Linked DNA regions of Homo sapiens: regions 1 and 3 are each linked to region 2. Evidence: chromatin contacts called from ENCODE Hi-C or POLR2A ChIA-PET data. All regions are on one chromosome and are shown on one strand. The core of a region is the stretch at or near the end of the contact, and the rest is flanking DNA. Distances in the headings are between cores, read along the strand shown.

What was found. Hi-C counts contacts between places; a loop is a spot of excess contacts on that map. ChIA-PET counts read pairs that join two places held with the same protein, here RNA polymerase II (POLR2A). Pooled maps may share reads with other maps.
Region 1: a pooled map shows a loop between it and region 2 (10-fold over the local background). The contact joins the promoter of CD28 here to the promoter of CFLAR in region 2. A Hi-C loop is called at or near these places in 1 of 168 maps with a recorded cell type or tissue (naive thymus-derived CD4-positive, alpha-beta T cell), 2 of 37 single-sample maps with no recorded cell type and 11 of 50 pooled maps. POLR2A ChIA-PET finds 5 or more read pairs at or near these places in 1 of 52 experiments (activated naive CD4-positive, alpha-beta T cell).
Region 3: a loop to region 2 is called in a pooled map, with 3 times the contacts of the local background. The contact joins the enhancer-like site here to the promoter of CFLAR in region 2. A Hi-C loop is called at or near these places in 3 of 50 pooled maps. POLR2A ChIA-PET finds 5 or more read pairs at or near these places in 2 of 52 experiments (activated CD4-positive, alpha-beta T cell and activated naive CD4-positive, alpha-beta T cell).

What each region holds. Positions count from the first base shown.
Region 1 is chr2:203,704,277-203,708,337 of GRCh38, reverse strand. It overlaps CD28 (CD28 molecule), which reads right to left and starts at 1,699. Exons shown (of 4, transcript NM_006139.4): 1 at 1,590-1,699. The coding sequence starts at 1,641. RefSeq lists an enhancer at 1,670-1,819.
Region 2 is chr2:201,114,767-201,118,834 of GRCh38, reverse strand. CFLAR (CASP8 and FADD like apoptosis regulator) reads right to left here and starts at 2,671. Exons shown (of 10, transcript NM_003879.7): 1 at 2,354-2,671. LOC105373836 (a long non-coding RNA gene) reads left to right here and starts at 2,151. Exons shown (of 3, transcript XR_923785.3): 1 at 2,151-3,891. RefSeq lists enhancers at 1-245, 1-387, 736-785, 2,426-2,685 and a silencer at 2,186-2,395.
Region 3 is chr2:203,870,236-203,874,479 of GRCh38, reverse strand. CTLA4 (cytotoxic T-lymphocyte associated protein 4) reads right to left here. Exons shown (of 4, transcript NM_005214.5): 2 at 3,547-3,894; 3 at 2,993-3,102; 4 at 515-1,772. The coding sequence ends at 1,668. Among named protein-coding and RNA genes, the nearest start is that of CTLA4, 4.6 kb to the right of the region's middle. RefSeq lists a silencer at 2,607-2,696 and an enhancer at 2,917-3,026. Within about 2 kb of position 2,824, at least 2 of the 41 ENCODE cell types and tissues checked have a DNase peak (open chromatin) inside an H3K27ac peak, as active enhancers do.

The DNA.
Region 1 (4,061 bases), core at 450-2,949, 2.6 Mb before region 2:
TGTAGAATATATTTGGTAGCTGTAAACGCTTGGTACCAGATCTCATTGCCAACTCATGTCTTTCATTATATCAACACGTTTTATAAATATACACAATTTGTGCTCACTGGTACGTCAGACCATAAAATAAACGGGTATATATGCAACTACTGTACCTCTGCAGATTGGGAAATTATACTCTTTGGGCTATGTACACTTAATGTTTAAGAATAACAACAAATAATGCAGTCTCTGTACTGCCAAAATAAGAAAGAAAATTGAGGATACTGGCTTTTCAATGTATCTTTCAGGGAAAAATAACTGTCCTTATTTAAGCATGACTGTTGACCCCTATCAGTCCAGTTTTTGAACCAAGCGGGGGCCTTTTTCTAACTCTGAGAACACGTTGAATGAGCATCTTACTCCAGCCCACCCAAGTAACAAATTCTTTCTGTTAGGAATTGTGCTTGTGATTTTCCGAAGTTAATTTAACCCTGGATTTACCTGAGTCCATGAAATTACAAATCACACCATGTTAGATGGAATAGCATAATAATCAACAACACCGGCACTGGAGTCAGACTAAGGTGGTTCAGACCCTGCCTCCTATAGCTGCCACCTGTACATCCTTGGGCAAATCCCTTAATGTGCCTACCCCTCAGTCTCTTCATCTGAAATGAAGTTAACTGTAATACCTACCTTCTAGTTACGAGAACTGTGTGCTGCTCAAAGTGCTAGATGTATTATCCTCCTCATCATCGTCATTGGGAACTTAAAGAATTTTAATCTAAGAAAATACATTTTGGCCGATTGTAAAAGAAAACTAATTTATTAATATTGGTGTTGTAGCAGCTTCTGTGGTGACTCCAGAATTCATGTTGGAACTCATTCAATTCAGGTAGATAGAGTAATTACAGTTCACATTTATCTTGAAGCCTGACTGAGCTAAGCCCTTCGCATGGATTATTTCATTTTACCTCACAATGACCTTGAGGTGAGGTTTATTATTATTCCCACTTTACAGTTAAGGAAACTGAGGTTTGGAGAGTTTAAATAATAGCTAAGCCTAAGCTTACCTAGTGAGAATTGGACCTGTGTTAGGAACATAGGCAACCTAAATTCAGAGCTTCCAGAGCCAATCTACTTACAGCAGCTTTCTTAAATTAAAAAAAAAAAGAAAGAAAGAAAGAAACGATACATAAATTAAAAATTATTGGCCGGGCATGGTAGCTCATGCCTGTAACCCTAGCACTTTGGGAGGCAGAGGCAGGTGGATTGCTTGAGCTCAGAAGTTTGAGACCAGCCTGGGCAACATAGTGAAACCCCATCTCAATTTAAAATAATAATAATAATAATAAATTCTTGGGACACTATCAACTAATAGCTAGAGAAACTAATAGCTTAGAAAATTTATTTCCAAGGGACTTTTGTTAAGATACTATATTGTAGTCTGAGAATCAATGATTTTCAAAATAACACATTGCCCTATTACAGCAAAACTACACTTCAAATGTTCAAATTTCACACATTGTTAGAAATTTAAAATAAACTAAGCCAATTGGAAGACCTCAAAAAATATTTACAGAAAGAAAGACATTAACATTGTTTACCTGTTACTTGAATTGAAGGGAATAAGTTGAGAGCCAAGAGCAGCCTGAGCATCTTTGTCCTGACGATGGGCTAGGGTTCCAGCCCCTCCTCCCCGAGGAACCCGAAGTGTGAGGGGAACTGAAAGACGCACCTGCCAAGGCCTGAGAGTCTCCGTCATCCACGGCCACCACCACCGCCACCATCCCCTTAGGGCACATGATCAAGGCACTCAAACCACAAGGCATCCTGACTGCAGCATTTCACACAGGATATAACGTTGTTTTGATGACTTTAGACTTTTACTTCTATTTTTAAAGACTTTTTTTTTGTCACTGAAAAATAGTCGGTCACTACATGATGGGCTTATGGGAATTATTCTTTATTGATGGATATCAAGAGTTGTGTAAAAGGGGTGCTTGAAATCCAGCAGAGATTAAAGGGGAGACAAAGTGTTCTTAAGAAGGAACAGGCCGGGTGCAGTGGCTCACGCCTGTAATGCCAGCAATTTGGGAGGCCAAAGTGGGTGGATCATTTGAGGCCAGGAGGTCAAGACGAGCCTGGCCAACATGGTGAAACCCCGTCTCCATTGAAAATACAAAAAATTAGCCAGGCATCATGGTGGGTACCTGTAATCCCAGCTACTAGGGAGGCTAAGGCAGGAGAATCGCTTGAACCCAGGAGGTGGAGGCTGCTATGAGCCGAGATCATGCCACTGCACTCCAGCCAGGGCAACAGAATGAGAAAAGAAAGACAGAAAGAAAGAGAGAAAGAAAAGAAAAGAAAAGAAAAGAAAAGAAGGAAAGAAGGAAGGAAGGGGAGAGAGAAAAAAGAAAGGAAGAAAGAAAGAGAGAGAAAGAGAAAGAAAGAAAGAAAGAAAAGAAAGAAAGAAAGAGAAAGAAAGAAAGAAAGAAAGAAAGAAAGAAAGAAAGAAAGAAAGAAAGAAAGAAAGATGGAAAGAAAGAAAGAGGGAGGGAGGGAAGGAAGGAAGGGGGAGAGAGAGAAAGAAAGAATAAAGTCTCTAGCAGAGGAGAGATTTTCATAGGATGGGGACAGGTTGTGTCAAAAAGATAATGGTAAGAATTCTACTGAGGAATTGGGAAACATCTGCATAAACGTTTAAAGGAGTTACAAATATTAGAAATGTAACATTTGTGTAGGACATAAGGTAGCCCTCTGGAGCATTTAGCACACAGTGCTTGATTTATGTCAAGCCTCCTCCAACTCACTTCTAGGAACTTTGCAAAACCCATTCTACGTGCAAGCAGCCAGCCAGCTGAGTATCTGGGGGAGGTTCCCTAAGCAAAGGGAAAGTCAAAACAACATTCTATGTTCTTAGTGGGACAGTAAGGCAACCAAAAGCCCCTTGGTGTCTCATGCTCTCTATGTCCCTCAAGGTTAAGTAATAGGGCACAAAAGGAGGCTCCGTGGCAGGATTTCTGAGATTCATAACCACCACCCGACTGCACCCTTCTTCAACTCCCAGGCCCTTTGCAGAGAGGGTTATTCCACCAGCACGGCCAACTGCTCTCTTCTTCCGGCACCTACGTCAGTATCTTGTACTCAATGACTTCTTCAAAACTTTTCCAGTAATTTTTTTCTTCTTTTTGATAATCTAAGCTTTGTGCAATTACTCTAGTTGGGGGTTTTGTGTATGTGGGTTGTTTTAAAAGATAACTTGTATTGCTTTTTATTCTGACTATAAAAGTAAGGCATATTTCATTGAGAATGTTTAGAAAAATTATAAGCATTAAAACAAGATTCATCCACATTCTTACCACCCTAATATAAACACTGCTAATATTCTGGTCCACTGCCTTCCACCTGTTGGTCTGTTAAGATTTTTACATGTTTAATATCATGTTTTACTTATAGTTTTCATCAGATATGTACTATTATTTGTTATATCTTGAACATTTTCCCATGTCATTTAAGTATCTTTATAAACATTATTTGTAATTGATGCATAATATTCCATTCTCTAATTATATCATAAATTGTTTAACAAACCCCTAGTGTTGTTACCTTTTTTTCTTCGCTATTTTAAAATGCTACAGTCAAACTCTTTGATGACCTAGCTGTAAGAGGAGGCAGGCTTCATGTCCCTCCCTCCTGATCTGATAAATGACAGATCAAAAGTATTTCCTGTCCTGGTAGACCTTCTTTGTTCACACTTCAATTTTCCCACAAACACAGTCTTTGTGAACCCCTCTTACTAACACATCTTTTGGTCCTTTGGAGAAATTTGTCCTTGGAAATGATTCACTCACACTTCTGAACTATAGGTAAGTGACAAAGCTATGCCCTGAGTCCTGGAGAAGATTCACTTCTAGAATTTGACACAGTCTTCCTGGCTCTGATCCTCTATCCAGTTAGGGGAACCCATGCCTTCCCCAGGGCCTGAAGTCTATCTGGGGGAAAATTTACAGATGGCAAGGTGACCTTTCCTAAAAGGTCATCCATATTCTAGAGCCACCAGCCTACCCAGATCTTAA
Region 2 (4,068 bases), core at 1,422-3,921:
GCTCAGACCTGCTGCTCCGCAAAACCAGAATTGGAAATGCTCCAGATGGGACGAGGAACAAGGACAGAAAGTCAAAAGCATCAACAGGTGGCTTCGCCGGAGGGCGTCCGAGAACCTCTGCCTGCTGAACCGCTTCACGCCTAATCCCCGCCACCCACCGGCTGAAATGTTACCACACAAGACATAAATTCTAGAATCCTGTCTGCGGAATTCCCCGCCCCCCGCGCAGTTGAAACTTGCACAGGGCCACTCGCGTGTCTCTGGGTGGTAAAATTCTCCATGCGTGGTCAAACGGCTTATGCATAGCTCAGGACCGTTACGTGCGACCCCACCAGGACTGAGTGGGGACAGCCGCTGCGCCCCCACCACCTACTAGGAGCTGCGGTAGGACCTCCAATGCCCCAGGGGCCTAGGCAATTTCCGCTTCAGCTTCCTGGAGGTCCCCAGCCCAAGGCTCAAAAAACTGCACACTATCCGGCCCACCCCGGGTCGCGCAAGACTTTCGGGGGGAGGGGGAAACCCAGCGACCCTGCAAATGGCTTCACCTTGGAAACCGGTATAAGGAAGCAAGTAATACCGTGTTAAAAGAAGGTCAAATGTCAGTTACAAACAGAAACGTAAAACATAAAGTCGCTAGAGAAAGCCATTTTAACGAGGACATTTGACCCAAAAGCTTAAGTAAAGCAAGTATTAACAAAACAAGAAAATGGATGTAAAGCAAACAGTAAACATTAAAAACTCCCTTTCAACCCAGTCTTTTTTGTTTAGATCTTGGAGTTGGGCCGGGCATGGTGGCTCACGCCTGTAATCCCAGCACTTTGGGATGCCGAGGCGGGCGGATCACCTAAGGTCAGGAGTTCGAGACCAGACTGACCAACATGGAGAAACCCCGTCTCTATTAAAAATACAAAACTAGCCGGGCATGGTGGTGCATGCCTGTAATCTCAGCTACTTGAGAGGCTGAGGCACGAGAATCGCTTGAACCCGACAGGCGGAGGTTGCGGTGAGCAGAGATAGTGCCATTGCATTCCAGCCTGGGCAACAAGAGTGAAATGCTGTCTCAAAAAAAAAAAAAAAAAAAAAAGATCTTGGAGCTCCAGCCAGGTTTTTTGTTCAACGAAACTTTTGTAAGGTTATTTAGGGGAATCACCAAACCGAAAAGTGCCAAAAACTCCGTTCCTCTTATCGGAAATCTCTCTCTAAAGCAGGTCAAACCTTCCAGAGCCCGCTGTCTGTTGTAGATTATCGCAGTTTGTTGATGTCCAAAAAGCTTTACTTATGCTATACGCTATCCCCCTACTGGTTTCACCCCTCATTGCTTAAGAACAAATTTCAAATGTCAACCAATTAAAATATTCGCAAGACCTCTGGCGTCCTTGAATTTACTTCCTGCCCGTGGAGCCAAAAACTGATTCTGAATTTCAGTGGCCTTTGTTCTACTGCGTGCCACTGTTAATATTAAAAGAACATGGCCTTCTGTCCAAATCCAGACACCCTCAAGCAAGAACATCTTGAAGCCAGTTTACATTTCCCAGTCGTTTTGAGGCGGTGGAAAAGTGGCAGAAACAGGTTCATTTTAAAAGGCTCTAAAAACTTTTCATTAGCCAAGCATTCCCAGCTTTCCCAAGGCAAGCTTTCCTTGCACTTGGGCAAAATAGACATTAAACTGCTCTGGAAAATAACCGCCCTGACCAGGCTATTGTGAAATTCCCTCCAGGGCGGCGGCTCCCACTGAGTGAGATCGAGCGCATACACAATTGTTGGGAAAGTCCACGTTCCCAACAACTTTCGAAAGGAAAAATGCCAGATCTTCTCAACAGTTCACCCCAAGAATTGAACTCTCAAGATCATTTTAAGCAAAGTTTACACGACGCTGAGGGCCCGCCACTGAAGCTCGCGGGTGGGCCTCTGGGGCTGCGGCTGCAGGGGGCGGCCAGAGTTGGCCAAGGGTTACTTCCGGTCTCTCAGGTCCATCGGGGTGCAGCTTGTACCGCTGTGGCCCAGGTCGCCCCTTTCTGGGAATCCGGGGCGGAGTTGCGGGTAGAAGGGGTTCGGGGGTTCGGAGCCGGGCGGAAACGGAAGCGGGGGCATTCCGCAAAGCCCGCGGTAAACAACCGAGATAAGGAACCTACAAAACTGAGTCAGGTTCCAGAAGCGCCCCCGCCATCCCCTGGCCACTGCCGGCCACCTGCAGTTTCCCGGAGCGCAGGGCTGTGAGGAGCGGCGCGGGGTGGGACGCGGGGCGCGGCGGCGCAGGGCCTGCTGCAATGCTGACTCAGGGCCGGGCGTCGGGGCTTGGGGTCTGGGACAGCTCCGGCGCCGCCAGCGCGGGGGTCGAGCGCGGGGCACGTACCGTCCTGTCGCGGCCGGACTCTCCTGCCGCTGCCACCTCAGCCTTCGCTCCCCTAGACGCCGGGAAGGCGCACCCAAGATGGAGGCAAAGAAACCGAAAGCCTGGAAGCGGACTTGGTGCTGGGCGATCGCTGTTCGCGGCGCTTCTCTCCTACACCTCCTCCCGTGGTCCTTGTTGTCTCAGCTGTCACTGGACAAAAGTCCAATAGCCGGCACTCACTGTGTGAGGCCGAGTCCCCACCCCTAGCTCCGGGAGTCCCTTTTAGTTGAGACTCGTCGGTGAGGCTGCAAGCTCGCTGTTTCCTGCTATGGCTTGTGTGACTGAGTATGCAGTAACCGGGGGTGGATGTCGACACAAGTTCCACGCGTTAGGAGTAAACACTGCGAGTGTTTTTTTTTTTCTTTCTTTCTTTCCTTCTTTTTTGAGACAGAGTCTCGCTCTGTGGCCCAGGCTGGAGTGCAGTGGCGCAATTTCAGCTCACTGCAACCTCCGCCTTCCTAGTTCAAGCGATTCTCTTGCCTCAGCCTCCCGAGTAGCTGGGACTACAGGCACGCGCCAGCACGCCCGCCTAATTTTTGTGTTTAGTAGAGACGGGGTTTCACTGTTGGCCAGAATGGTCTCGAACTCTTGACCTCGTGATCCGCCCGCCTCGGCCTCCCAAAGTGCTGGGATTACAGGCGTGAGCCACCACGCCCGGCGCGAGTGTTTACAATTGTTGTCTGGGAGTCATAGCAAACGTGAACACACTTTGTGGTTTTTTGTGTGTATGTTTTTGTTTGTTTTTTTTTGTTTTCCTTCTTGAGACAGGGTCTCGCGCTGTCGCCCAGGCTAGAAGGCAGTGGCGCCATCACAGCTCACTGCAGCCTGGATTTCCCGCTCTCAAACCATCCAGCCCTCAGCCTCCCAAGTAGCGGGGACCACAGGTGCAAGCCACCATGCCCGACTAATTTTTTTTTTTTTTTGTATTTTTAGTAGAGATGGGGTTTCACCATGTTGGCAAGGCTGGTCTCCAACTGCTGGCCTCAAGTGATCCTTGCCCGCCTCGGCCTCCCAAAGTGCTGGGATCACAGGCGTGAGCCACCGCGCCCCTCTACGTTTTTATTTATTCCTAATAACTACTTTATTGTGATTCTTAAAGAGCTTTAACTTTTCTTGAGATAATTTTAAACTCACAGGAAAGGTGAAGAATAATACCAAGAGAGACTAACAGCAGGACGGCATGAAGAGCTCGGGATTCACCCCTAGTGAAACTGAAAATTATTTAAAACAACAAACAACCATTAACCATTTAAAGCCTTTGAAATGGTCCTAAGGGCAAACAGCAAATGAAGAAACATCTGTTCCAAAAAATCTATGAAAACTCTTGGATCAGAATGTGAGAGTCAGTCTGTGGTATTTAAACCAAACCTCTCCCTTTGTTCAGCAAGAGACTCCACTCCAGACTGCTGCAACTCAGAACCTCTCTCTTCCCACAGCTCCCAGTCAGAGACCAGCATATCAGCATTTCTCATCTTGCCCCTAGCTACCTGATGCTGAAGGTAAATCCTGGGGGAGTGTGGTGGAGAGGTGGGAGATTCCTTCTTCCATCCAGAGGCTCTACCTTGGGTGGAGTGCTGAGACACCAGAGGAGACTTCAGCTCTTTTTCTCCATCACTTTCACCCCATATTCACCCCCAACCTTTTTTTTTAATCTCTCCATCTTCCCAAGATAGTTA
Region 3 (4,244 bases), core at 1,575-4,074, 2.8 Mb before region 2:
CTAGGTGTGCCAGCTGATAGCAACATAGGACCACAGGTGTGTGTTTTCCCCACATTTGCAAAATAGTTCATTTGGAAGCCACAGGGAAAAGCTCTATATTTCAGGAAGGCAGATCAAAATGGCTGCAAGGGACGTGGTTGCCAACATTGGGGTTGCCATGACAACTGTAATGCCTGTGATAGTTGAGCTGAGAAAGCAGGCGGTAAGAAAGGGGAGGTGAAGAACCTGTGTTAAACAGCATGCCAATTGATTTATAAAGGACTGCTATGTCTGTGTTAACCCACGTTATATCCCAAATAGTGGTGAAGAAATCAAAAGGAAAGAGGATGGATACCTTCCAAGAATGACTTGCAGGTAATGGCTGGTGCAAAGCTGACTCATGAAGCATTATTTGTCCTTTTGTGGTTTTTCAGTTTGTTTCCAGTATTTCTAATATTGGAGACTCCACCAGATACTGAATGAATCAATCAAAAATTTGAACACAATATTCAAATGCAAGGATGATAAAGACAACTCCGGAAAACGACCACCACAGATTTTTATTTAATTAAAAATATTATACATGTTGTTGCATTTTCATGGAAAATATTGAGTTAAAAACACAAGCAGTGTTAATTTTCAGAAACCTTCATGCACCCCATTCTGCCACCTGCTGCCTTCTTCTGTCCATGGCATTAACCACATGTTTGTAAGAATTGGGCCCATCGAACTGGAGCTTCCTAGAAGGTCATACCTGTGGGTCTCCTGGAGTAAGCCATTGTCTTCAAGACAGTGTTCTGTCAAGTCAACTCAGATACCACCAGCTGTGGCTTCCTTGCAAACCATTGAAAGGAACTGGTGTAAAAGCCCCAAAGCACATGTCAACACCAACTCAGCACAATTCCACGCAATCAAGCACTGCTATGACCTCATCCAGTTTCCAAGCTAGTTAGCAAATGACCTTGTGTTCTACCTGGTGTATTAGTGTCCTGAGCTCCTCCACAAAACTTCCCTGGGACCCAAGGTGGAAAGACACTGCCATATAGTGTTTATATTCAAACCATTAACAAATACACAAAAACATACGTGGCTCTATGCACAATACTATCAAATTAAAATATATATATATATATATATATATATATATATATATATATATATATATATATATATGTATATATGCAATACAACCTTTAGCATCACTGGCTAAAACATAGCCATGTGAGTATTTTTGAAGCCTTGATGTAATCATACATTTGTTTAAGAAATAAAAGGCATAAAATTTAACTTGAAAAGATCATTTCGGCTATAAACGTCTCATACGTAAATATAAGGTGTGTACAATATAGTCTTCTCCCTCGCTCCCTGCCTTTTCCTTCTTTGGGCTGTGCCATTCCCTAACTTAATTCCTTGACCCACATCATAATGCTGCATCCCCATATTAATCCCAAGTGATGCTTTCACTGAAAGTGGAGCTGATGTGACAGAAACATCCCAGCTCTGTCTTTCTACTCCTTTGCTTTAAATTGTAGTACACGTAATTTGGGTTCCGCATCCAACTTTATATTAAAGAGAGATGAATTCCCCCCAAATGCACAAACAAATAAAAATAGCTGGATAGCAAAAAAGTTAGAATTGCCTCAGCTCTTGGAAATTGAAATATGGACTCTCTTCTTCATAATGGTTTCTCAATTGATGGGAATAAAATAAGGCTGAAATTGCTTTTCACATTCTGGCTCTGTTGGGGGCATTTTCACATAGACCCCTGTTGTAAGAGGGCTTCTTTTCTTTAGCTGTCAAACACAAAAAGAAACAGTAATTACTACTGAGGAATACGGAAGCCACTTCTAACCATAATAGAACTCAACACATATTGGGTCCCTAGCTGGTTAAAAATGAATGTTCACAGCATACAGAATTATAAACCTCAGGAGATTTTCTTGATTCAGCTATTAAAATTTATTTTAGATAAATAACTGTGATTTTGATGTTAAATGGCAATCATTTGCCTTGAATGGAAGATAGGAGAAAGAGACTTTGAGAAAGCTTCAGAAAGAACACCCAGAAAGCCTATGATAATTGATCAATCTTGTCTGCAAGGGAACAAGCTTGATAAGATAATAAGCTTTAGTTATCCTGTTTGAGAGCTGTATTTCTCATCCCCACTGCTGAACCTACAGCAAAGGACATCTCTGTCAGGTTGGGTAGAGGATGTTGGAATAGAGTATATCTTTGTGTATGTGTATAAGAGACAGAGAGGGAGAAAGAGAGAGAGAGAAAGAGCGAGAAGAAGGAAGAGGAAGAGAAGAAGGGAGAGAGGGAGAAGGGAGAGTTTGTAATGGCAAAGCTGGCCTTAGGCAGAGGTGTCTGAGAGGGACTGTCAAAAAGAAATCCTGACAGGAGGCCTGATTCCATAATTCTACCTCTTCTACCACCAATACCAACACCTGTGATAAATAAAAACTGGGACTTTCACTTCCTGGCTGAAGGGGAAGGCAAAACGTCCCAGTCAAGCAAACTGGATAACAGGGATAGGTGTCATGTGAGCAGCTACAGCTTCGACAAGGAAGGCACCAGAGTGGCACCCAGAGGTGACTTCCAGGTGATGGAGAGGGACATGGAGAAGGAGAATAAAGACCATCCAAGTGGTCCTCTCTAGCAGCATTCTGCCCAGCCTAATCTCATGTTTCAGGGCTGTTAGCTTAAGTACAGTTGTCATGAAGACAAAGAGCAAAACAGCTGCCCCATGTTATTGCAACGGTTACTCAAATTGAAACCCTGCTCAGAAGCACATGAACATTCAATGTCAAACAAATTCATCTAAAATATTAGTCATTCTGAAACCTCAAATGCCAATGCCTACGGTTCTAGTGCGTTCTTTACCACTGTCCTTCCTCTTCATTTATTGCCTCATCTCATCTCAAGAACACTAAACTCAACATCATCTTTTGGCCAGTTGATACCACTAAAGGTATCCCCATCAGACATGGTGCACCATCAGCACCACACTCACCATTTTGCTCAAAGAAACAGCTGTGAGGAGAAAGCTATAAAAAAACAACCCCGAACTAACTGCTGCAAGGATCCAGAGGAGGAAGTCAGAATCTGGGCACGGTTCTGGATCTGCAACAGAAAACAAAGCAGAGCCTCCCTGAGACAGTTTTAAACTCTAGGGCTCTACTCCCCAACATTGGTGAAAAAAGGACATTAGAGCTTCCAGGCCTTGAGGTCCACCCCTAAATTGCATGGGTAGCCCACCAATAGGTTTGGCTATTTGGGACTACTTCCCCAGGAGCATCATATCATATCAAAAGTACAGATCAAACGTCATGATGGTTAGCACTCCAGAGCGAGAGCCCCAACTTCCCCAAATCATTTTATTTTACAGTCAGAATGCTATTAAGGTTGCCACCCACAATAAGCAAGGCTACCATGTGGTACAGAACTCTTAAAGAGAATGTCCACAGTCCTAAAAGTAAACCTCCTGAAATTAAGGAACAAAACTGTTTTTGTGCATAGAAGACTGCAATGCAACAGGTGTCAACTCAGTGAAATGGCTTTGCTCACCAATTACATAAATCTGGGTTCCGTTGCCTATGCCCAGGTAGTATGGCGGTGGGTACATGAGCTCCACCTTGCAGATGTAGAGTCCCGTGTCCATGGCCCTCAGTCCTTGGATAGTGAGGTTCACTTGATTTCCACTGGAGGTGCCCGTGCAGATGGAATCATCTAGGAAGGTCAACTCATTCCCCATCATGTAGGTTGCCGCACAGACTTCAGTCACCTGGCTGTCAGCCTGCCGAAGCACTGTCACCCGGACCTCAGTGGCTTTGCCTGGAGATGCATACTCACACACAAAGCTGGCGATGCCTCGGCTGCTGGCCAGTACCACAGCAGGCTGGGCCACGTGCATTGCTAGCATGGAAAAGCCAAAGGGAACTCAGTGAACTCATGCTCCTTCATGGCCAAGCCCAGGCAAGCCCTTCTGCCTTCTAGCTTCATCCCCACGGCCTTTTCTCCCCCCTTCAACGAATCTATCACTTACCCCTTCCCCTCTCCACACCCCCAGCCTCCCCTCCATCTCTCAACTGTTTTCCAGCTACTCTCCATAAAGATATTTTCTTACTGAGAAATAGATTCTTCAAGATGGTTGTGGCAGGAAGAACACTGATATGACAAACAGAAGACCTGGCTCTACCATGAAATATGTGATTTGGGGCAAGTCACACTTCCCCCATGTCCTTCATTTTTTTCACATATAGTAA